Regions from separate parts of the Mus musculus genome. Here region 1 is linked to region 2. Evidence: chromatin loops called from intact Hi-C (ENCODE). Cell type or tissue: heart. All regions are shown on one strand. Each heading gives the region's core, and the rest is flanking DNA. Links, peaks and the distances in the headings are about the cores only. Region 1 overlaps Gm36139 (a long non-coding RNA gene). Region 2 has its middle 18 kb from the start of Gm36139.

Region 1 (12,255 bases), core at 2,131-10,130, 70 kb after region 2:
TGAAGCTGAATGGTTCTTAAGGATACCTTGTGATGGTTCCAAACTAATCCCTCCCAACCAGGTTAAAGAATGAGCCTCTGCAGGAGGAATATGAATTCAGAGTGCCTTGGGGTCACAAATTGTTTTATATTTATATAGTTATATATTTACCAAGTCCCTTCTGTTTATGATCTGTGAAGATCCTGGTAACACAGAGGTGCCACCTGTCACCACCAACTTCTCTGCCAGTTGCTTTCAGGTGTCACTGTGTACTGGAGAAGCATACCCAATACTAAAGTGGCCACTGATTTCTTGTTAAGATCTTGTTCAAAATGAAATCCCATACTGGAATCTTTTTGACATATAAAATCTTTCCATCTAATGGACGCTCAACATTTGAGGGTGTAGAGGGATGCTCACTGTTTCTATCAACATTACATTCTGATGCTTAGAGTTTTAGTCCAAGAGCAAATTTTCATATCCTCTAAGACACCTCCTGGGATTGAGCCCACGGCCAGGGGATAGTCTCTGTTCTTCAGCAGTAACAACAAGATTTCTGACTTCTTGTAAAAAAAAAAAAAAAAAAAAAAAAAAAAAAAAAAAAAAAAAAAAAACTGTTTCTCCTAGGAGGAATGGTCCCCAACAATTTAGAATGCAAATTCCCCTCTTTATATATAATATCAGGGTCTTTTTTTTTTTTTTTTTGTATCTGCAATGCTGGACTATTAATCCCAAGCATCAGAAGAACCAAGGGTAAGATGGGTGTGACCTAAAAATATATACATGAAGTAATGCCTCTCTCTCTTAAGTTGGAAGGACATCATACACAGTCCATAGCAACAGATGCCTGAAATGCAGTATGCAGTAAAGAAGGAGTGTTTTTCTTCTCTGTTGGTTAGCCTAGGACTACCAGCCTCTCCATCATTCTAGCAAATACACATCTTAGATCACTTTCTCAAAAACATTTATTCTGCACACCAGTGATCCCCAAAGGTCTTCTTGGTTTGAGATGATGACCTTAGGCTGTAGGGAAGGAAATTCTTCTGAAGTTTCCCAGGCCTCTCAGGGAGTCAGGACCTCCTCTAGACCTACGGGACCCTCACTATTCACATTGCCTAAGGCAGAAACAGCAAGGGCCCTCATTTGGGTGGGTGTCTGGGAGAAGGCTGCAGAAAGTCTTGAGATGCCCAGTAAGTCTCTAATGAGTGGCTGGAAACTACCAGTGTCCCCCAGCGCCCCCTTGCCCCAGGCAGTCACTTAGTGAAGGGCTCATCAACATCCATCATGACAGCTGTCCTCTCGCCATCACTCCCCAGACCCTGATAGAGTGGCATCAAGGTTAGGTAGATTGTGATGCCCTGAGATTTTAGATAAGAGGCATATGCTATGGTTCAAATCTATGTGCCCCTCCAAGTTCATGTGTTAGGATTTAATGTCCAAGGTAATCAATCATATTAAGGGTGAGACCTTTTGGGAAGAGGCTAAGTCTTTACCATTATGTCCTCCTGAGTGGGATAAGGATTCTTTAAGGGAAGTAGAGGGAACTGTCCTCTTTAATACAGTTTAAGTCTGGAATGTCTCCCAGAGAACCCTTGGGTTAAAAGTTGGTCTTAGGCTTGACACTATGCTATGTGCTCCCACAATGCTATGCTGCCTTTGCTCAACAGGGCCACCTGGTCATGAACGCTGTGAGCTTTGTTCCTGGACCGTGTGATGATATACCATTGTCCCCTCCAGAGGACACAGCATGAAAGCCCTGACCAGACACTCATCTGCAAGTGTCTTGATTTTCGAGTTTCTAGGTTTCTAAACTGCACAAAAGTTCTATTATTTCTAAACTAATAAATTTATGGCACTTTGTTATAACTCCAGGAACAGACATATCCAACCTACAGTAGACTCTAGTAGTTTGTTGTTTAACTGTCCTACTTTCAGAGTATACAACTTCCAGTGCATGTACTGCCTAGAATAAAGACATTATTGTGTCTGCTCCCTTGTACCTACATGGCCATGTGATTAAGTTATAAACCATGAGAAATGTGTAAATAGAGTATGATAGCTTTGGGGAGTTTTAGATTAAGGCGTGTTTTGTTATCAGTTTTATCTCTGTTTCCTGGAATGTAGATGTTGTGTGGAATATGAATGCCAGCATTTGGAAAGTGAGCAAAGAGATTTAGAGAGGTCTGGGTTAAAGCTGTCGAGTTTAGTAATGATACAGGCTTTCTGATATATTGCACGGGACATGGTGAGAATGAAATATTATCGATGTTTATCCTAAATTCAAATGTTCTTGAGTCTTGTGCCTTGCTTTGGCGTACATCCTGATCTGGACCCCACACAGAAGCCATATCAGCCCCCAGGAAGTCTCCCAGGGATTCTACATATGAGGAAACCAAGCTGCATCATATTTTTCTGTCTCTTGTACACAAACTTAATTCAACAAAATCAAAGCAGTATGTTCCTATACTGAGCCTCTCACCTTTAAAACTTTACCACAATGCCCTTTTCTTCAGTGTTGCTTGTAAGTACAAAATTGTATATTCCATACACCTTTTTACAGTTTCTACAGACATTTTGGGGTTCTGGGGATGGCTCAGTGGGTGAGAGTACTTGTTACTCAGGCATGATAACCTGAGTGGGGATTCTCCACACCTACTTAAAAAGCCAGCTGTGGCCATACTCACCTGTGAACCGAGGACTGTGGGATCAGGAGGTAGAGACAGAAAGCTTCTTGGAACTTGACGGGGACCAGCTACCCAATAGACAGCAATCTCGAGGTTCGCTGAGAGACATTGTCTCAAGAGAGCAAGGCAGACAGATAGGCTAGAACACCCAATGTCCTCTGACCTCCACGTGCTCATACACCTGCACATACATGCGTGTGAACGTACGTGTTGGGCCATAGTGATCGCATTTGGTTACAGTGATCTGCTCATATTTATGGTTTACAATGCTTTACAATGGCCTCATTTTTTCATTTTACATACAATGTCTCATTATTTGGCCTTGCTCATATAACTGGAAAGAAGTGAGTGTCAGGCTTGAATTTGCATCTGCTAGCTCAGTCTGTTGGTGTCTCTGCTGACTTACGACTTCTGTCCTGACCTTAGCTGATTTACCAGGAATGAAACACAGGCAAGTTGCCCTTTGTTGGGAGTGACTGAATGCAGGGAGCCCATCTGTTCTGCTCTGTGGCCTCAAGATCTGCAGGTTCAACGTCTGAGTGTCACAAGGCTTTGGAAAGGGGACCAAGCCAGGATGATTGCATTTGTAGGTTGGAGGGAGTGGTGGTGGGGTGGAGGTGGGGCACAAGTAGCCTCTCACACAGTTACATAAGAAGCATAAAAATAGAGGCTGTCTTGATTGTGTTAGCATCCGGATGAGTTCCTAGAAGACTTCCTTTTTGGCGACTTTGAGTGAAATTCTCCTTCCTGTAGCAAGAAACTCTTGCAAGAAGTTTGAATCAAAGTTCTTCTGTTTTTAAAGTATGGCTTTGGGATAGAAGATCTGGGTGCTTAGTAAACATTTGATTAGATAGTGTTTTCATATTTGCTTTGAATAGTAAGTGTAAGTAATACTACCACCACAATAAGCTCCCAAGCCTTGGTTGATGTCTTGGTTTTTCAAAATTGTTAAGAATGTTCCTGTGGAGGACTAAACCACCAACCAAAGAGTACACATGGAGGGATCCATGGCTCCACCCGCATATGTAGTAGAGGATGGTCTTGTCGAACATCAATGGGAGGAGAGGCCCTTGGCCCTGAGAAGGCTTGATGTCCCAGTGTAGGGGAATCCCAAGACAGGGAAGTGGGAGTGGATGGGTTGGGGAGCAGGGGTGGGGGGGAAGGGAATAGGGGATTTTCAGAGGGGAAGCCAGGAAAAGGGATAACATTTGAAATGTAATTAAAGAAAATATCTAATAAAAAAGATAATTAAAAAAGAAAAAAAATCATTAAAAGTAGGCATTGAAAAAAATTAATAAATTTTTTTTAAAATTAATAATAAAAAAATTAAAAAATGTTCCTGGACTGTCTTTTGTGGATGGTCTTCTCCATGAACCTCCAGAACTTCAGGCCTTCAGGAACTCTTTCCGTTTTAAAGTTGTGTTCCTGCTTAACCACTCAGCGACCCTCTCTCCAGCCAGCTGTTGAGGAGAGGGCTGGGGAGCTGCCTGTGGAATGGTTGCAGATACCAGGTCTGGAAGGCATTCATTGGCTGGAGGTTAGACAGCTGCTCATAGAGAAGGCAACTGGACAAGTAGGGCTGAGTTTTGAACCCAGGAAGCAGAGGGGCGGGCTTTATTCCATCTCGTTTCACTGTGTACACCCATCTTTACCACAATCATTTCAAACACTTTTAACTCGAGATAGCTTAGGCAGGACACAGTAAAAGCTCATTTCAATGTGTATTTTGGAATTAAACCATTTTGGTCTCTAATTAAACTTTAAGAATATCCCAAGATTTCCAGAAAGACCGATACAAGGCATCCATTGGCATTTACTGTGATTTAGCCAAAGCAGCCACTGTCATCATCTACAAATGTATTTGCAAAAAAAAAAAAAAAAAAAAAAAAAAGCCCTAGAATTGAGTTTTGATGACCTTATTTACAAGGCATCTATAACCCTTGACCTTATCTGTCTCCTTGTTCCTAGTCACTGACTTTAGAGCATTTAATGGAAAGTTAGTTTACTAAAACATCTACATTAGGATTCTCTTCAAATGTCTACAATATGATGAGGATACCCATAGGGTTTATTTTTAAAAGGCTTCCACTGCTTAAACAAATTAAAAGCAGTAGTGCTGAGAGTCTCTTTCAGCTCCCATATTTCCAATGTGCTGTCTCTCTATTTTTAGCTGTCATTGAAAGGACTAACTCCTGATTGCATCTACATGGTGCAATTCAAATTACTTAAGCTGTTTTCGTTAGCAGGAAAAGTTAGTTTCACTAGGGAGCTTCTTGCACAATGCTTGTCTCCAGCTTGTCTTAAATCAATTAGTTCAGAAACTCATAGAGCTGGAAGTCTCCAGAGCTGTCTCCCAACTGATAACCCATGCTAATAATTTGCACAGCTTATTCGACATCGGCAAAGTGAAACATGCTTTTGCCTGTTCATAATTGAGTTCATCTCTCTTGCGTTAACCGTATTGGTTGGTTTAATTAAAGAGCCACAGGCTTGCTAAGGACCAATATGGATTATCTCCTGCTTCGAGTTCCCTCTTGTTTAGATTTGGACATCTGCTTTGGGTCTAAGGGACTCTCTCACTGTCCCTTTAACAGCAATGCGCCCCCTCCCCTGCATATCTCACCCAGGAGTGTCTTAAGCCTGAAATATACAGCTAAGTCATATATTGTGTCTTGTTGTAGCAGCAGCTGCTGTAGTTTGTTTTTAGGGCTGCAGTTTGAGGTGAAGGTCATACTTTCTGTTCTCATGACTGCTGATAATGGCTGCAGGGCTCCTGAGGGAGCAGCCACAGACCAGAGCATGATGGGAGAAATGAACTCAGGTGACCCTTCTGTTTTGCTTAGATGAGGCATTACTGGGGAGTTCTTACCTAGGGCCAGGCTCCTGCGTCTGTCACTGCCCTCTACTGGATCAGTGCAGATGCCCGAGCGACACAGAGGGGCAGCTGATGAAGACTCTGGAGCCCAGCTCTGGGGATGTGGAGACAGACCTTACTCTTCACATCACCTGCATGCAATTAGCTGGTGACCGACCGTGGGTTGCTTGGTTTGACGTTTGCTTGTGCTGGAACGAGTCACATCTGTGAGATCTACCAGATGTGGGTTCGATTTGATTTTGCACAGTTGCAAAATAAATTGCATTTGGGCTTTGAGAGAAGATATATTTAGATCAGAGACATGAGAAGACCAAATGTTTCCAGAATGCGGAAAAAGACCGTGGCAAGAGCGTTTTACCGAGGGCGGATGGTTTGTGTCTAAGCCGACCCAGAGATGTATATTAAAAATTTCTTCAGAAGTTATCATAATTCCATCGTAAGCCTTCAATGTGCATTGCTGTGGAGGGGGACAGATCGACTTGGGGGGCTATTTGCTTTAGTCATCAACATGACTTTCCTCCCCAGAACCACTTCTTCTGCTCTGATCCCTATACATTTATCAACCCCTATTCCCTTTGCTTAGCTTAATGGCTTTTGGACTCTCAGCTACGTTTTATTTTTCATCCAAACTCTCTGCAGAAGTGGCAGGAATGGAAAAATAACCCAGAGATGAGATCTATATGCTTGTCCTTTGTGGTCCTTGGGAAAAACTATAGAAAATTCAAGTAAGAATAAAGAGGAAACATTAAGTCACCCCATTTGTCTCTTCCAGTCCATCTTTCTTTACCTCTGTGAGTAGCTGGTGAGGTTGCTTTTATCCAAAGCCCCCCCCTGCCTTCTGACCATCCCTTGAGTTATGTCAGCGTGAGTTCAGGTCATTTATGCCCCACTTCCCCCAACCCCCACTCCCATGGGGTGGCTGCCAGCTAGCTGCACTTCTTGAGTGAAGGCCCCAGCCTGTGGCTAGCAGTCTCCTTCCCTTAACTCTCTCTACAAAGCTTCCTGTCCTAGGCATTGCTAGCCCTGATGACTGGTAGGGTTCACCCCAACACCTGTAAGGTTCTCTATCAGAACCTCGCAAACGTGCCCCTTAATACACTTCTCAAATTACTTGAAGAGTTTCATTTGTTTTCTGCAGAAACTCTGCATAGTACAGTTATAATTACTATCCCCAAATAAGCTATTGTGAGTATTTTCTTAGCTCAAGCTACCATTAGGATGTTGTATATAGGTACCATATTTAGCATGTGCTTGCACATGTATCTCTGTCTATTTTTCTATATATTTTCCACACATGAACATGGGAGAGAAATGAGCTGTGTGGAGAGAAACGAACTTTAGGCAGTGAAGCATCTCTGTGTGGTATTGTCCTGGTGGGTCTGCACCATTAGACACTGGTAAAAATCATGGAATGTACATCAAGGGTAAACCCCACCAAATAAGCCTTGCCCTTTTGGTGATGATGATATGTCTGTGGGGGCTTATCAGTCATAAAACATGTACCACTCTGGTGTGTGTGTAAGGATGCTGATAAGGGGAAACTGCCTCTGTGGGGCAGAGGGCACATGGGAATTTTATTGTTGTTTTTCTTTTTTTCTGGGAATTATTTTAAAAATTATTTTTAAAAATGCTCAAAACACTGAATGATCTTTAGCTATTGGCTTATTTATTTATTGTGTGTACGTTTGCAACTGCACGTGGCGGTCAGAGAACAACTTGAAACAGACAGATCTATCCTTCTATCTTGTGGGTTTCAAGTGTCCAGCTAGATCTTCAGGCTTGGGTTCAAACACCTTTACCTGTTGTCCTGGTTAGGGTTTCTGTTGCTGTGATGAAACATGGCGAGCAAAAGATAGATGGAGAGGAAAGGAGTTTATTTGGCTTACACTTCCACATTGTAACCCTTCACTGGAGGAAGGCAGGGCAGACACTCAAACAGAGCAGGAACCTGGAGGCAGGAACTGATGCAGAGACCATGGACGGGGTGGGCTAACTGGCTTGCTCCCCATGGCTTGTTCAGCCTGCTGGCTTATAGAGCCCAGGACTGCCAGCCCAGGGATGGCACCACCCACAATGTGCTGGGTCCTCCCCCATCAATCATTAATTAAGGAAATGCCTTACAGGGTTGTCTGCAGTCTGATCTTATGGAGGCATTTTATCAATTGGGGTTCCCTCCTCTCAGACGACTACAGCTTGTGCCAAGTTGACATTAAATTAGCCAGCACATTCACTGAGCCATCTCTTTTGCCCTCAAGCTCAAAGCACTAAACCATTTTTTAAATGTGTGGTTCCTTTTAAATTGGCACAGCATTCTCAGTGCTAACACATTTTGTCATGTCTGATTTATGGCTGTAGTCTTCACTTGAGAAAAATGACGCCTTTCCTCTTTCCTCACAAATGTCTGTAATAAATGGGTGCTCCCTGATCTGGGACTTTCTCATTTCTTTCCCTGTCGTTAGTTTAAAGCGCGGTCGGTGTCGGTCTTCCATGCCTAGATAATGTGAACACGTGATTAATCACAGCGGTCTCTCTTTGAAGCCCTTTCTTGCTGATGATTTCACAGCCAAGTCTTGCGGTGCAGATATTCAGGATCATTTTTATTTAGACTCCTGAATATTTGCAAGAATAGACTAGCAGCTATAGACCAGCAAGAATAGACCAGCGCTTCTCAATCTGCGGGTCGTGACCCTTTTGGGAAACAAATGACCCCTTCACAGAGGTCGCCTATCAGATATCCTGCATATCAGATATTTACATTGCGATTCATAACAATAGCAAAATTGCACTTATGCGGTAGCAATGAAAATAATTCTACGGTTGAGGGCCACCACAACAGGAGGAACTGTATATTAAAGGGATACAGCATTAAGAAAGTTGAGAACCATGGGTGTAGACGGTGAACTTAAGAGTCTCTTAAAATCTCTGGATCTGTCTAGGCATTCGCCACATGGAACAGTGACTATACTGTCCTCAACATAGGCATGTGGCTGTCTATGGGCTGCACTGAGTCACCTGACTCCACACCAATGGATGGTGTCTTTCTTCAACATAGACACTTAAGGCGCAGAATTTTGTTTATTATTGTACATTGGCTCAACAAGATAAGGGAACGTGCTTCATTCAGAGGCAGCTTGATGAACTCAGTGGAGAGGTTGCCCCATTGATTTCTCAGAAGCTGCAATGGTCACCAGGTGGTGGATCTCTGGGTGCACACATGTTCTCAATGAGCAACTTGGAAATGCATGAAGGAGCAATGGTTGATGTGGGAAGCACGAGTCCTTCTGACAGGTGTGTACATGGACCTTCCATACTTTCAGAACCTTTCACCCGCTCATCAAGGCTTACAGAAGTGATGGTTGAAGATCTGATCATCTAGTTTGTAAAATTAGGTTTTTGGTGTGACCAGAATTGGAGGGGTTTTTGTTGTGTTTTGTTTTTGTTTTTTTTGTTTTGTTTGCCCTGCCATTGCTTTCTGAAAACGATTCCTAGAAAATTTTTGACCTTTGTGCTACATGGAGAAAGGAAATGTATAGATTTGATAAAATCAGATAATTCTAAATTTTCTTTTTTAGTTCTTTGAAGGAATTTTAGAAGTTCTATTAGTTGAGTACACAGCAGAATGAGGCAGTTTTTTTTCCCCCAGTGTTGTGAATTGAACCCAAGGTCTTGCACACACTAAGTGAGCACTCCATCCCTCAGCCCCAGAACATCTGGGAATCAGGTAGAACTACAGGGGAAGAAAATGAAATGAAACATTTGCCCATTCGGTTCTATGATATTTGTTTATAATTCTACCTTTTAAAATCTTGTACCCTAAACTGGGTGTGGTTGAACAGGCCTTTAATCCTAGGACTCCAGAGGCAAAACCAAGCAGGTCTCTGGGAGTTCCAGGCCAACCTGGTCTATATAATGAGTTCCCAGCCAGCTAGTGAGACCTTGTCTTAACTCCCCAGCCCCTGAAACCAAAAGGATAAACAACTGTTCCATAAATACACGATCATTCAAATGCGTTTTAAAGTATATAGCACTCATTTACTCTGATGTTATGCTATAGATGTAATGTTTAAAGGAATACAGGCATATTAATATAGTACAGAAAAACATGTGACTGTATTACCATATTATATAACAGTATATAAGCTATAAGTAGGATTTAGTGTGTCATCAATTTTATATATGACTAATGTTTGGCCAATCATCCCTGCTCGCCTGAGATGAGGGTTGCCAGGGATATGGGTGGGGCCTTTAGTTAAAGATACATATGAATAATCAGAGTACACAGCACTCCAGAATATTCTCTAAAAGGTAACCCTAGCAGGGATGAAAGTGTCATGACTTGTCTACAGCTTGGCTGTATTCCTTCTCTGTAAGAAAACAGGTCCAATATCCTTTCTGGATTCTTGTCCAATCCCAAATGGAGACCCCTTACCTCTCTCTTACAGTAGGCAAGAGAGCTGCTACCCCAAACTCATGCCACTTTTTTATTTAGTGTACTACCTACATTGACAATTCAACACTTGCAGTCGGGATATTTGGGTACAGAGCAGGCAGGACTGAAGGAAGAATGATACATTCAGAAGGAACTCCACATGACACAGAGTGAGGCGTTCTGTAGAATGGATAAAGAAGAGCCCCAGGCCAGCTTTATGCCCAGAGAGGACACAAATGGTCACAGTCCATTACTGAGTCAGTGTCTGTCAGAACCACCAGTGCCAGAAAAGCCCAGTGCGTCTCTATGGAAAGGCAACATGCTTTCTAGGGTCTTTATGTAAGGACAGCACTTTGGGTTGCAATAAGCAGTACAGTACCACAAAAAACAAACAAACAAATAGACAAACAAACAACCCCCGAGATCACAGATGAGCTTTGGGTGTTGCTTAAATACAGACTGAAGGTTTAATTTCCAGCTCAATTCAGTCAAGAATTCTATCTCGAATTCCCCATAGAATAGGTTCAGATACAAATGTGTCATCTGTAAGAAAATTAAGTGGGAAGAACTATACAAAAGATCTAGGTTTAAGGATACTTAGCAGCTGGTACAACCGGAGGTAGATGTTAGAGTCATTGCAAGGTGGCCTGAACTCCCTCCTGTTGAGGCAATGTTTTATGATGGTGTTTCAAGCAAGCTTTTGAAGTCTCAGAAGCCATGATTTTGAGGGATCCCACCTGACATTTGACCTGCACGTGGCCCATCGGGCCCAGAAGCAGTGGGACAGAGTTCGCCATGTTAGAGTTGGGAATCCAGACAAGAAAGCTACCTAAATAGAAACATCCTGCTTGTACTTGCTGTTCTTGCAGCTAGCTGTCTTCTGTCCTAAGACATGAATGAAGAGAAGGCACAAACACTGTCTCTGTAGAATGCAGAGCAGCACTGAGACAGTCAGTTCTCTGGGTCCTTGAGGAAATGAGTCCATTCATGACCAGGCCCCACACACATCCCTTTGGCTTCATTTTGACAGTGTTCTCAGAATCACTCAGATGATGATCAAGCTTCCACTTAGTGCATACACACACACACACACACACACACACACACACTGACTTTTGCTTTGGTTCCTTGAGTGTCACCAACCTTGAGCAGCCTACCCCGTGTTTCCTCTTGCTCTCTCTGTCATCTCTCCTTTCTTCTCTCCCTTCCTTCCTGCTTGCTTGCTTCCCCCCCCCCCATTTTAATTCCTACCCAAGCCCACAGGCCTCTTCAGCATTTTGGGATAAAACTCTGACTAGAGCTCTATAATTTTCCCACCCATTGCTCAATTGTCCTGGTGTCCAGAGCTCCAAATTTTCCCATCACCATTGTCTCCCTTGATGAAACTTGGAGGGCACTCTTTTTACATGGCTTTCTTCCTAACAAATTACATGGGCACAGACGTGAGTATATGTTTTATTCAAATTGCTCTGACATCAACCCATCCGAAGAAATCCCCAAATCAAGGACAGTTTGGGACTGGGTAGGAAAGTTGTCCTGTTACTGTTACTGTTGCTGTTTTGATACAGAATCTCATGTAGACATTGAGCCACTGACTGTCTTGCTTCTACTTTCCCAAGGCTGGGACTGCAGTTGCCACCAACCCTGCCTCTGTGTGTGTGTGTGTGTGTGTGTGTGTGTGTGTGTGTGCGCGCGCGCGTGCACACGCACACATGTGCATCCTATTATATCCCATCCTTGACAGATTCCAGAAGCCCTGGGCAGCATGGGATGCTATGGTCTTACTTGCACTCATGTCTTGAGATGCCTATGGCACTCTTACACACTCTTCTAGTAGTTGTTGGCAAGCTGTAAAACTTCCCTTTACTTGTAAAAAGTCTTGATTCTTGGAAGACATCTTTATTTCCAATGTTTTCCAGAAATAGATATCCTTTAGATTTTGTGAGTCGTAAGAAACTAGAGAAATTCTTCAGTAACAATTTAAACTGATGCTTTGCATACTCATATTTATGTATATACATGGATATATGTATATACATGCATGTATGTATGCACACATATATGTATATACACAAATATTTGTTTATTATATATATATATATATGGGGAGAGCGAGGACATGCCCTTATAATGACTTTTAGCCAAGTTTCTGGTGTTTTATTTATAATTGGAGAACCAGCATTTGGCACCTATTTATGAATTAATAAAACTGAAATGTCACCTGTCTTTTAAGTGAAACTTTTGACTTCTGTGGAATTTCTAACTACTCCCATTTAAGAGTTGTGTCC
Region 2 (12,255 bases), core at 2,774-10,773:
TTCTTAGATGATCTTATACATGTACACCAAGTATAAATGCTTAATTTTTAATTCTTTCCATTTTAGCCACTGGGTAGGCTGTGTTTTACCACCAACGGTAATCTCTAGCCAGGAGAGAATTGGAAATTGATTTATTGATTGTTTTCTCAGTGTAAAACCACTAGGCTGTCTGAAATGCTCCTGGCATGAAGACTGGGAGGTTGTAAGCTATCTAATGGGAGTGTTTGTTTCTAACAAAGGATCTATATAACCCTTTATCTCTAGGATCCGCCACCTGGATTCTCAACAGCCCTGAGCACAAGTCCCAGTTTAATCAAACTGGAATACAAAAGGAGCAATGGGGTCTCAGTGTGAGATCCCTTGAAGTTATTCCCAGGGAAGGGGACCTTTTGTCACAGAGACAGCTCATTTTAGAGTTCAGTGGCCTGTGACACTTCTCCAGCTGGCAGCTCAGCAGGGACTTTCTGATGCTTTCCTAGACTTGAAAGCCAGGTTTTGGTGGGAAGAACAGTGATGTTGTCATTAAAGAAAACTGGGTGGGAGGATGGTGGGAGCAAAGGAGAGACAGGGGAAGAGTTATGGCAGCAATTTTGTGACTTTTATTCAAATGTGCGCTAACTTTTCTTTTTTTTTTTCTTTTTTCTTTTTGTCTCTGCTTCATAAGATTAGCAGATGTTTGTGTATTTAATTGAGGTAGTTGTGACAATGTTGTTGGTTCTTAATTTAATATTTATTTTAAGGCTCTTAGATTGACTCAGAGTGGATGGGGAAGCTATTCATTACCCAAAGACATTCTGAAGAAGCTAGTTGCTTTCCTGGGCTGGGACCGGGTTTTCCTCCTGCTGAGGTGAGCAATGGTAAAAAGCCATTACAGTTTCCAAATCAATCAGATAGAAAGAAGCCCAGGGTGTAAAACTGATAAGGATCTCAGAGTCCTGAGGCCTAAGCCAACAAAACTGCCCAGGTAGGCAGGATACACCATGGCTTCATCATGGGAGGAAGCTCTCCAGAGCAGCTCTGGAAGGAGGGAGTTGTCTTGAGATCACCCTCGCACACTTCCTGGCAACGGGACCTTAAACAAGATGCCTGATTTCCTCACCCAAGCAATGAAGGTGAAGTCACCTTCCGAGTAGCTGTGAGGATTAAAAGGCATAACCAGTGTAAACGGACTCTGTGTAACTTCTGTGACGTCAATTATTACAAGAAGCAATGTGAGCTGATCCTTGTTAGCCTACAGGTTGGAGGATAGATGAAGGGCAGCGGTTAGACTGAGTTGGTTAACTCTGGGTCCTAATGCCCAACCATCTCCTAGGTGGCTCCTCCCACCTGTCTAACAGGCAGATCAGATTTAGAAGATTCCTCCAAAAATTTCCCAGTCTTTCTCTCACATCTGCTCCAAGTCTCAGTTTCAAATAGCTGGCAATTCTATCCTGTTAGGTCTGGAACCAGGGACAAAAAGCTGAGGTGTCTATTAACATATCAAAGCGGGCTCTGGCCCCTCCTGCAGCAGTCTGCCTGTTTCAGAGTCCTGGTCTTTACTGCTTCTCACCCAGCCCTCTACCCTCTGTTATGCCCAAGTCGCAGGGACCACCGAGGAGCCAATTCTGATGCAAACACTCAAGGGTCTTTATTAGACCACTCGTGAGCAAGAATACTTACTGTCATCATTGCAGAGGGTCAGAAGTGAAAGCCCCAGTTTAGGGGTATTTATTGTGGTTACAACCACCAGCTCAGGGAATTTCCATACAGGTCAGCAAGTTTTAAAAGCTGCATTTCTGGTGTAATCTGCAGGAACCAAACAAGGGGGCAAAATCACCTGACAATCAGGCTGGCTGGGTTATCTATTTCTGCAGGATGTCTTTGGTTATCTGTATGTACCTTGACTCTGCTGCTGTGGCCTGACTGGCTGTTGCTAAGGGGGGTGGGAGTGTGGGGGGGGGGCGGGGGGGGTTGCCATAGAATGTTTGCTCACGTGGACTTTGTGGTTTTCTTCCTGTAACTGGAGTTTAACTCCGGGTCAGGTCTTGCACAAAATGGAGTTTCTTCTCAAAGTTGGAGTTGTTTAGGCTTTACACTTCAGCCTCTCCAACCCCTAAGCTTCTCTGTCCTTCCCCCAGCTGCTCTTCCCTACATAACCCAGCCATTTTGGCTACATGAGCCCCTTCTTTTATTATTAGTTATTTTATTTGTCTACATTTCAAATGTTATCCCCCTTCCCAGTTAAACCCCATCCCCCCAAGCTGCTACACAGGCAGCTGGAGCCCACGTGGCCCTTTTTATGTCTTGTCCTCTTGGGCTTGTGGTCTCCTAGCTTCTTAGTCCTCCTTTTCTCTCTCTCTTCTCTTCCTCTTTCACCCTGCCCTCTCCCTCTTGGCCTGGTTCATTCTAGACAATTCCAGATATCTCTACTTGTGCTTTTCCTTATATCTACAATAAAATCCTCAACCCGTTCCGAGCAGTCATGTTCTCCTTTTGTATTGGATTGGATTGCATTGGACTGTACTGCACTGTATTGTATAGTGTTGTGTTGTGTTGTAATGTATTGTATTGTATTGTATTGTATTATGTTTATTCATTCATAGCCATCCTTCCAGTTATGATGACCAAAAACTTAATTGTTGTCCTTGATTTTTCACTCTCTGACCACACTCATTCTGGGAGGAATTTCCTTTGACTCCAGCTGGAGTATGGCTCGCATCTAACCACTTCTTAACATGTCCACTGTCTCCAACATATGCCTGTCATCTGTGTTCTTTCAGTGTAGAAATCAGGGTGATTCGAAATACAAATCAGCTCAAATCTCTCTGACTCAAAACTTTCCAGTATACTCCCCACCCCTGTGCAAACTGGCAGCAAAATGGCGCAATATATGGTGGTGATGTGGGTGGTGAAAGGCTTTACCAAAACACAAGCAGACAAAGAGAGAATTTATTGCCATACACTGCAAGAGTGTAGTGGAGAAGTTCCCTGTGTGTTGCAGTTGAAGGGAATCTTGCCTGGTCTAGTCTTATGGGCCATTTGTAGATGGTCTGTATTATATACAATACAACACAACACAGGCAGATAGGTGTACATCTCAGTATCATTGAATAGTAATTTGTTTTTTCTTGAGGTTCATCCTTAGTGTAAGATGTCTTGAGTCATTAGTCATCATGTCTGGGTAAGGCATAATGGATCAGGCTCCAAATGGCCATTGCCTTGTTAAAATATAGGAATTTTGATTTTATACCCATCTCAGTAAGTCAAAGCCTCATAATGGTCTACAGCAGTGATACTTGGGCATTGTATACAGAGTCCATCTGTAAACTCTTTTAAGTCAATGACATCACTGGACACATGTCTACTTTGCCTGAGATTCTGCACACATGTTCTCAATGACAGAAGCAGGACCTAATATGCATCCTGCATTGCTTTCCTTGAAGGCTGGTACCTATGCAAACCAATAGCTTGATCCAACAGGCAGACTTGATACTCAAACTTATGAATATCCCCTTTTCTCTGGATGCTTGTCATTACTTGATGTTATTATTACTGCAGTTTAAAGCTGCTGGGTGAAGATGATACACACTTTCTGTTCTAATTGCTTATTTAGAATTGACTAGTCACTCCATAGTTTTGGCTCTTGTTTGTGTATGTGTGTGTGTGTGTGTGTGTGTGTGTTGTAGATGATCATCATTCATTTTTTTCTTTATTTAATAATTTTAAAATACATTAGCCACATGGAGTTGCTGATATGAGGATTATCTTTCTTTGCATATAAAGATATTAAATAGTATGTTTTTGCTGCACATATTTTTCTTCTTGTATTTCTTAATTTTTTTCTTCCCTTATAGTATATATTTGAAGTCTGAAATTGCATTTGGTTGAACATGTTAGTTCTTCACTTTTTTTGTATTTTTTTGTTATGTTTGGGTTTAAAATTTGACATTCTTTCCAAGTACATCCAACCTTTTGACACTGTAGGATGGCATTCATCTATGAAGTCTATGCTCAAAGAATCACAGAATTGAGTGACAAAGGAAAAAAAATCATAAAAAAAGGTCACAATGTTTTTGTCAGATTTCATTAGTAGTGATGGCTTCCTACAGTTGCTTGTAGGTTGTAGGTTGGGCATATCTGAGAGTTTAGACTTTCAATTTTACAAACAATTTTAATTGTTTAAACTTTTAAATTTACAATGAATTTTCACTTTCACAAAAGTTGTAATAGTACAAAATTCCTACATACTTTTTACCCCATTTCTCCAACTGCTCACATGTTATTTATTATGATATAACTGTCAAAATGAAAAAAATTACAATTAGTGTGGTATTGCTAACCAAACAATTGGCTCTATCTGAATGCCATTAATTTCTATGACTCTTCAATGTCTGTTCTATGACTCAGTTCAGGAGCCTGGGTAGTATTTAGTTGTAGCATCTCCTTAGTTTCTTGTGTTCTACAGTAGATTCTTATTTTCTCATGACATTGGTGCTTTGGAAAAATACACTTCGTTTTGTAGAATGCCCCTCAACTTGGGTTGCTTTTTCTAATAAGTATGATGAGGTAACAGAGTTCTGGTGAATTGCATACACTAGCAAGCCTTTGTTGCAAGGACGGTAATATAGCTGTCCCTTGTGAGACTAGACCGGGGCCTAGCAAACACAGAAGTGGATGCTCACAGTCAACTATTGGATGGATCACAGGGCCCCCAATGGATGAGCTAGAGAAAGTATCCAAGGAGCTAAAGAGATCTGCAACCCTATCGGAGGAACAACGTTATGAACTAACCAGTACCCCAGAGCTCTTGACTCTAGCTGCATATGTATCAAAAGATGACCTAGTCGGCCATCACTGGAAAGAGAGGCCCATTGGTCAGGCAAACGTTATATGCCCCAGTACAGGGGAATGCCAGGGTCAAAAAATGGGAATGGGTGGGTAGGGGAGTGGGGGGAGGGGGCTTTTGGGATAGCATTGGAAATGTAATTGAAGAAAATACGTAATAAAAAAAAACAGAGTTCTGGTGAGACGATATCAGAAAGAGGGAAGACGTACTAACATTTTAAAAATAGACCACTGTTCCTGATGGATTGCTTCAGGTGTACATATGGTTTTCAATGAGGATACACAGATTTTCTACCCTCCCAACTGCACTGTTTGCCAGGTGTTGAAACTGTATTTAGTAATATCGACAATGGATTGTGTATGGTTTTTACAAAAGGCCACCTTTAATCCTTACACTCTGGAGGCAGAGGCAGGCAGCTCTCACTGAGTTCAAAGTCAGTCTAATCTAAATACAGAGTTCTAGGCCAGCCTGCACTACACAGTAAGACTCAAAAGAAAAAGAAAAGAAAAAGGAAAGGAAAAAAGGAAAGAAGGAAGGATGGAAGAAAGAAAGAAAGAAAGGAAGAAAGAAAGAGAGAGAGAGAGAAAGAAAGAAAGAAAAGAGAGAAAGAGAAAGGAAGAAAGAGAAAGAGAGAGAAAGAAAAAGAAAACAGAAGTTAATTCTTCACAGAGTTAGTTAAGGGCAATTTGCAAATTCATCTAGAATAACAAAATCCTAGGATAGCAAAAACTATTCTCAACAGTAAAAGAACCTCTGGTGGAATTACTATCCCCGATCTCAAGCTGTACTACAGAGCAATTGTGATAAAAACTGCATGGTACTGGTACAGTGACAGGTAGATCAATTGAACAGAATTGAAGACCCAAAAATGAACCCACACACCTATGGTCACTTGATCTTGACAAAGGAGCTAAAACCATGCAGTGGAAAGAAGACAGCATCTTCAACAAATGGTGCTGGCTCATCTGGTGGTTATCATGTAGAAGAATGCAAATTGATCCATTCTTATCTCCTTGTACAAAGCTCAAGTCTAAGTGGATCAAAGAACTCCACATAAAACCAGAGACACTGAAATTTATAGAGGAGAAAGTGGGAAAAAAAACCTCGAAATGTAAATAAAGAAAATATCTAATTAAAAAAAAGAAAATAGAAGTTATACCGATGCTGTTTCTGGTAGATGATATCAATATATTTTATGACTGGTTATATTGATTGTGGTATCCTGGTTGATGAAGTATGTGCTGGATTTCTGTACTGTAAAGGTAGTATTTTTTCTGAAATTTATGAATTCTTGGAGAATATATTTTTGAGAACTTGCAACTATCCCATGTTTTGTCTAACTTTTGCCATTAATTTAGCACACACATGTGTATCTTGCTGAATATAATTATTGTCATTTTGTGTCAGCATTTTTGCTGTTTTTCCGTTGTTTTTCTACTCTGCTTAAGCAGGATTCTTTATAAGGAAAGTACATCCCTTCTCCTTGGTTAATTAGTTGCTCACTAAAGCAGCTAATTAGTGTTAGTGTAGATTTGTAGATGTTCATTTTATTTTGTGGTTATAGACTCCTGCAACTTTATTTGTTTTGTTGCTCAAAGTGGTCCAGCTCAGAACCATTGGCTCATAAATATTTTTTACATGCTTCATTCTTTCTAGTTATTTGTTCCTTATTATTTTTATGTATGTGTATGTGCACATGTGAGCGGATGCCCTTGGAAGATGAACGAGGGTGTCATCAGATCCTGTAGTGCTGGAGTTACAGGCAGTTATGAGCTGTCTGGCATGAATCCTGGGAACTAAACCTGGGCCCTCTTCAAAAGCAGCAAACTCTCTTAACTGCTGAGCCATCTCTCTAGCCCTTCATTTTCTTTTTAAAAACCTAGTTGTATTCTTTGTTCTTCATTACTGATTTTTACTCAGCTGGGTACGTTGGTAGAGAAAGATAGAGGTGATATCTCACAGAGACTATGATATCTTTTAGGGTTTTGTGGTCTCCTGACTCACTTGAATGTAAGGTCATTAGCCTTGGGAGAGTAGAGAGCCCTGAGTCACAGGGTTGAACATTTGCTGTGAGCAGGGTCCCATGACAACAGCAGGTTTAATGCATGTCATTTCAATGGTTCTGAAATGAATACCCCATGGGAGAGATGGGAATCTCAGCTTCTCACTTCCAGTCCAGCACTATTTCTGTGTGCTTAAGAAAGCTTAAGGCGGACTATAACACTTCCAAGGATATGCCATCTGCTTGTCTCTCAGCTCTGTGGCTCATAAAACACAAGGATAGAAGGAATTGAAGAATCTTGACTGTGAGACATTTATTATAGGGATTTTTTTTTTTTTTGTCCCACTCTCCCTGGGGAAAGCAGTACTATTGTCCTGCAATGAGCACTTAATGCCTTGTCAAATGGGTGCCCATTAAGAGTCTTGGCATTGGGTTGTCTTTGTGGTATCTTAGCTCCCAGTGGCTCTCTTCCAGTTGCCACCTGATCTATCTGGCTGAGCAAGCCTCCAAGTCCTGTGCTCTTGTCTGTGACTAAAGTCCTTCTCTTTCTGGATTAGGGATCACAAGACAGTTTGGCCACTTCTTTTCTTAGGCAATGCACTATTATTGTCAACCACAGAGAACTTGATGTAATGTAATGCAGAGACTTGTGATAGGTGTGTGTGCTCAGGAATGTGAGTGAACAGGCTGGCAAATTAATGGGGAAGGAAAATAGTCTTTAAAGACACTGCTAGATGTTTAAATACTCTGGCCTTTCCTACATTTGTGTAAGGCCATTTCCAGATGGTGAATTCAGGTTAAGTCAACAATATATATTTTTTCTGACAGTAAGGATTGAGATAAGTAAGTGAGATATTGCCTATGAAATCATGTGTGTGAATGGGACTGGCTTCAAAGGAATACTCCATGGGTCCTTTCTAAATATGTGGCATCTCTTCTATATTATTTATTCCTTCAGTAGCCTGTTTGTAATTTGGAAGATGAATCTATTGTGCAGTTCAAATGGTACACTATCTATTTAAACTAGTGATGACTTGGGCCAGCCTGACAATTCACGACAGTTACTTAATCATGAGTAAAACTGTAAGTTTTTAAAGCTAAGAAAAGCTCTGATGCCCAGGGCAGACAGCGAACATGCATACTGAGAGGCAGATTTTGAACCCCCCTGGCTACCATTGTTTGTCTTTGTTTTTTTTTTTTTTTTTTTTCCTTTTCTTTTCTTTTTTTTCTAAAAGGAAGAAGTTAGATTTAAATCCAGTTACCCAGAAAAAAATGTATTGTTTCAAAATATATCCACCAATTCAGTTATTATACATTCAGGGACAGTGCTAATGTCAGTGGGACTATAGTCATTAGCAAAATTACTTTGGCCCCCATTGAATTTTATGTCTACAGTAAAGCTGTCCAGCAGAAGTAGGATGTGAGGCCAGATATGGTTGGGTCCTAGCACATGGAAGGCTGAGGCAGGAAGATTGGGAGTTTGAGACAAGCCTGGACTCCTACCGAGACACTGTCTTGCTTTTACTAATGCTATAAAGAAATGAAATGTTAGCCCAAGTGTAACTTAAACATTTTTATTAGAAACCATAAAAAAACAAACCTAAAAATTTCATTTCATTTAACTCAATTTAGCTAAAGTACTCTATTGAAATGTAATTCAATAATCCTAAAATAATCATGACATTTTCTTTTCTTTTTACCTTACTGTCTCCATAATTTGGTGTGGATTTAACACCTGTGACACATCTCAGCTGGGGTCAGCCACATGCTAAGTTCTCAGGCCTATTGGCTGCTGCATTGGTACAGGTACGTTTGCTAACACCTACATAACCATACAAGCAAACGTTTGTATTTTAATGGCAAGAAGTAGAGCTTATGGGATGCACTAGAGAGAGCCAGCTTTGAGGAAAGGGAAAGGGTATTCTTGGGAACAGCATAGGTGAAATCTAGGAGTTGAAAAATCTGGGAAAATAAGGCCAGTGTGCTGAATGGGAAGAAGAGAGGTACCAAGACAGGAGGTGAGAGAGGAACAATCCAGGAGAAATGGGGTTTCAGAAACACAAACATTTTAAACTGTAGATACAGACAGACACATGGGGAGGAAAAACTAGAGAGGGGAGGGACTAGATACTAGTTTTAGAGGCATAAAGATTAGTCAAGTTACACTGTTTGTGAATGTTCTAATGTCCGAGCTTCTTGGAGATTACACATTAGGGAGCTAGAGCCACAATTGGAGTAGGAGCTGAAAAAAAAAAATTAGCCAGATAGATCAGGAAGGGAGGAAAGACATGGCAAACATAAACTGTGTCCTACAAAGATCAAAGGTCATGAGGGAGACTGTATTCAGTGGTGGGAGTGGAGGGGCCAACAGGACAAAGCATGGAAGAGTCAAAGATGCTGATGTGAAGCTCTCTCTCTCTCTCTCTCTCTCTCTCTCTCTCTCTCTCTCTGTGTGTGTGTGTGTGTGTGTATGCATAGGGAACTGAGTCAGTAGATCTTCAGCAATAGGTGAAGTTTCCTTTAGTTGTCTGCTAGTAGCCTAGTGGGTGGTAAGTGAGGAGTTTATGTAGAGATGAAGTGTCCAGAATTAAATAATTGCTATTTTTGCACTGCATACGAAGTTCCTGTCAGTGGCAGTTACATGTTATTGTATATAACACATAGCTCAGATCCTATAGGGATCTCTACCTAGCCTGTACCATGTGTGTTCTTGTGAGTACATTCTGTAATATTTGCACAATGGCCAAAAATTGGCAAAGGGCACCTTTCTCAGGATGCTATCACTGTGGCCAAGAAATGTGTGACCACACTTCTACACACTGGGGGTTTTGGAAGGAATAATCCAGAGACTTAAAAGAGGTTCTGGAAAATAGACCCATTCCTCAAATGACCACAGCATTGTACTGAGTCTTGAGAGAAGCCATGTTTGTCTGGAGACTGTGGAGAAAGCCCGTGTTATCTCCCTTATATATGCTACCTGGCAAGCAAGGTATCTGCTCCACTAAGTTCTAGTCAACAACCATACTTAAAACACACACACACACACACACACACACACACACATATTCAGACCATCATTTCTTTTTGCCTTTACATGACACAGAATATTTGTTTATCTGTTTTTTGTCTTTTTGTGTCTGAGCATTGCAGTTAACACAGTGTCTTCCAGTGCTCTCAACGCTGCAGCAAATACGATTTCCTTCTTTATGTCTGAATACTACTCCTTTGTGCATATTTATCAGTTCTCTTTAGCTATTTGTGACTGGTCCCATCTGGGCAGGTTCCACAGCATACTGTAGTAAACAGTGTTGCAATAATGCAAAGAATGGAGGTCTCTGGCATGCCGAGTTCAGTTCCTTTAACAACTGTGGATCTTCAGTGTGATGATTCATTGGCTGAGACCTGTGAGAAAGGCTGACTCATGAATCCCTGGAGCCTGTGTTTCCCACGAGCTCACCTGGAATGCTGAGACTACAAAGGGCTCTCTTAGCCTTCTTGAACAGTGATGTGGCAGTTGCTAAGGTGGGCAGCAAGCTTGCTTACACACCCAGCTGAGATGGACCACTGCAATTGGAAGGATGCAAACCTATCTTACACACAGGGAAAAATGGGCGGGTTTCCCCAGTGCATCGGTGCTCTGCGGTAGGGGCTGTTTCTCAGGGACAGCTGTGTTACGAAGGATGCTTATGTCTGCTTTCCCTCCCCCTTGCAGGCATCAGTGGTTGAGACTGATAGGTGCATGGGTAATAAAAGATGCTCCTGTATATGATGGAGTGACCACAAACCAGGCCTGGAGCAGTGACTCTTAATCTAGGCTTGTTAAAAATAGCTATATGTCTGCATTTATTTTGTTGATTAAAGGCTGATGAAGAGCTGTGCTCAGTGTTTCATGAATAACACAGACTTTTAAAGAAGCAAGTAAATTAAGAGAAATATGACTAGATCTTTCATTGTATGGCGTCCTGGACAACAGAGCTCTTGAAGTCTTAGGTGGAGGGAGTGGGAATGGCAGGGGAGGCTGGGAGCTGGGCTTGATCTGATCAGTTAAGACTCTGGAAGACATGAGCAGTTAGCATTTTCTTCTAAGAGAGATGGGAAGCTGGGGACATTTTGTGTTATTCAGGAGAATATTTACAAGACATGATGTGTGTCTTTTTTTATGAGCTTTCTTTGGCTGCATTGGGGCTGACTGCAAGTAGTCTAGAGAAAAAAAAAATTGGATTCCCCTTACTGATTCTGGTCATGAAGCTGCTGCTGAGGCTTGACTCTCAAGTGACCAAGCAATAAACAGAAAGCACTCACAGAGGCGTGAAAGGAGCAGGCCAGCCTCCTCGCAGGAAGGGGCTCCCACCAGCCACATTTCTTGCTGGCCTGCTAACGCAGCCCGAATCAAAGGAAACAGATCATACAAAAAGCTTCTTTGTAGTTTTGTTTAAAGAGAAGGCATGCTTAGGAACAGGCTTAGAGGACGTGGAGAGCACGCTGATGAGCAGGCTCACAGCATCAGGTGAGAGCACCAGACTTGATACTCCTACCAGCCTTCCCAGCGCAGACTCTTTAGGGGAGCTCGACATCAAGGGCCCTTGGAGCTCATCCTTTATCCAATGGAGACAGACTTCCTCTTCCTGTGGCCTGGACTGTTTTTTCTTCTTCTCTCTGCTCAGCGCCTGCTCTCCTCTGATCCCGGGCCTCTGCTGGTTTGCCGAGGCCTCATGCTTTTTACAACTAGAGGAACTTTAATTATGCTGGTTGCCTGGGATCCTTTCTTCCTTTGTTTGAAGTCAATTAATGATTAAGCAATCCCTGTTTTTGACCTGTCTGTCCCCTGGCTGAAGGAACCATCACGCCTCTGTCCTCTGAAGCTCAACTTTTGTTTGATCCCAGCTCTATCTTCCAGACCTGGGGTGGACTAGCTCACCTGACCTGAGTCTCTGACTGACCTGGACATTTTTAGAAGAATAATGTCTACTCTGGTGCGGATCCAGATGTATCGCGTAGCTGTAGGCTGGTGCTTTTCCCTTGGGTCGTTTGAACACTAGGTGATTAGCCGCCTCTGGATCTTGGCTTTGAATGCTGAACCCAATCTCTCACTTTGCTTCCCTTAGCCAAGACTTGTCTCTCAAGTCATGGTCTCTCTTTTAGCGAAGTCCTGACTGTCTGGTTGGTCTTTCTCTGTTGATCTCTTCTCTTTTATTGGTACCACACCACCGGACAACAAACTTCCAGATCCGGATCAGTCCTGAGGCCTGATGTTCGTGGAAAAAAAAAAAATGGTTCTCAAATCATATTCCAGGGCTACTATGAATAAACTTTATAATTTTAATAGATTTTAAAAACTAACTCATATTTTAAAGTTCATTTTTGTGGAAATTTATTAATGAAATTTCATTTAAAGTTGAACAACACTATATAGTGGTTTCCAATTTTT

The links. Hi-C counts contacts between places; a loop is a spot of excess contacts. Peaks named below come from ENCODE experiments on the same cell type or tissue, not always from the same donor. Only the 100,000 strongest peaks of a DNase experiment are listed, where the experiment ranks them.
Region 1: it touches region 2 in a loop (2.0-fold over the local background); 5 of 42 quality-filtered maps call a loop at or near these places.

The regions. Positions count from the first base shown.
Region 1 is chr1:151,096,481-151,108,735 of GRCm38, reverse strand. The region is part of intron 1 of Gm36139 (a long non-coding RNA gene); the gene reads left to right. It also overlaps the pseudogene Gm19087. Among named protein-coding and RNA genes, the nearest start is that of Gm36077, 19 kb to the right of the region's middle. In heart, for the core only: a CTCF peak has its summit at 5,577 (motif pointing left); DNase peaks (open chromatin) are centred at 3,235 and 5,465; H3K27ac peaks cover 3,699 bases.
Region 2 is chr1:151,166,831-151,179,085 of GRCm38, reverse strand. No RefSeq gene overlaps it. Among named protein-coding and RNA genes, the nearest start is that of Gm36139, 18 kb to the right of the region's middle. In heart, for the core only: no CTCF peak of the experiment used is centred there; a DNase peak (open chromatin) is centred at 7,305.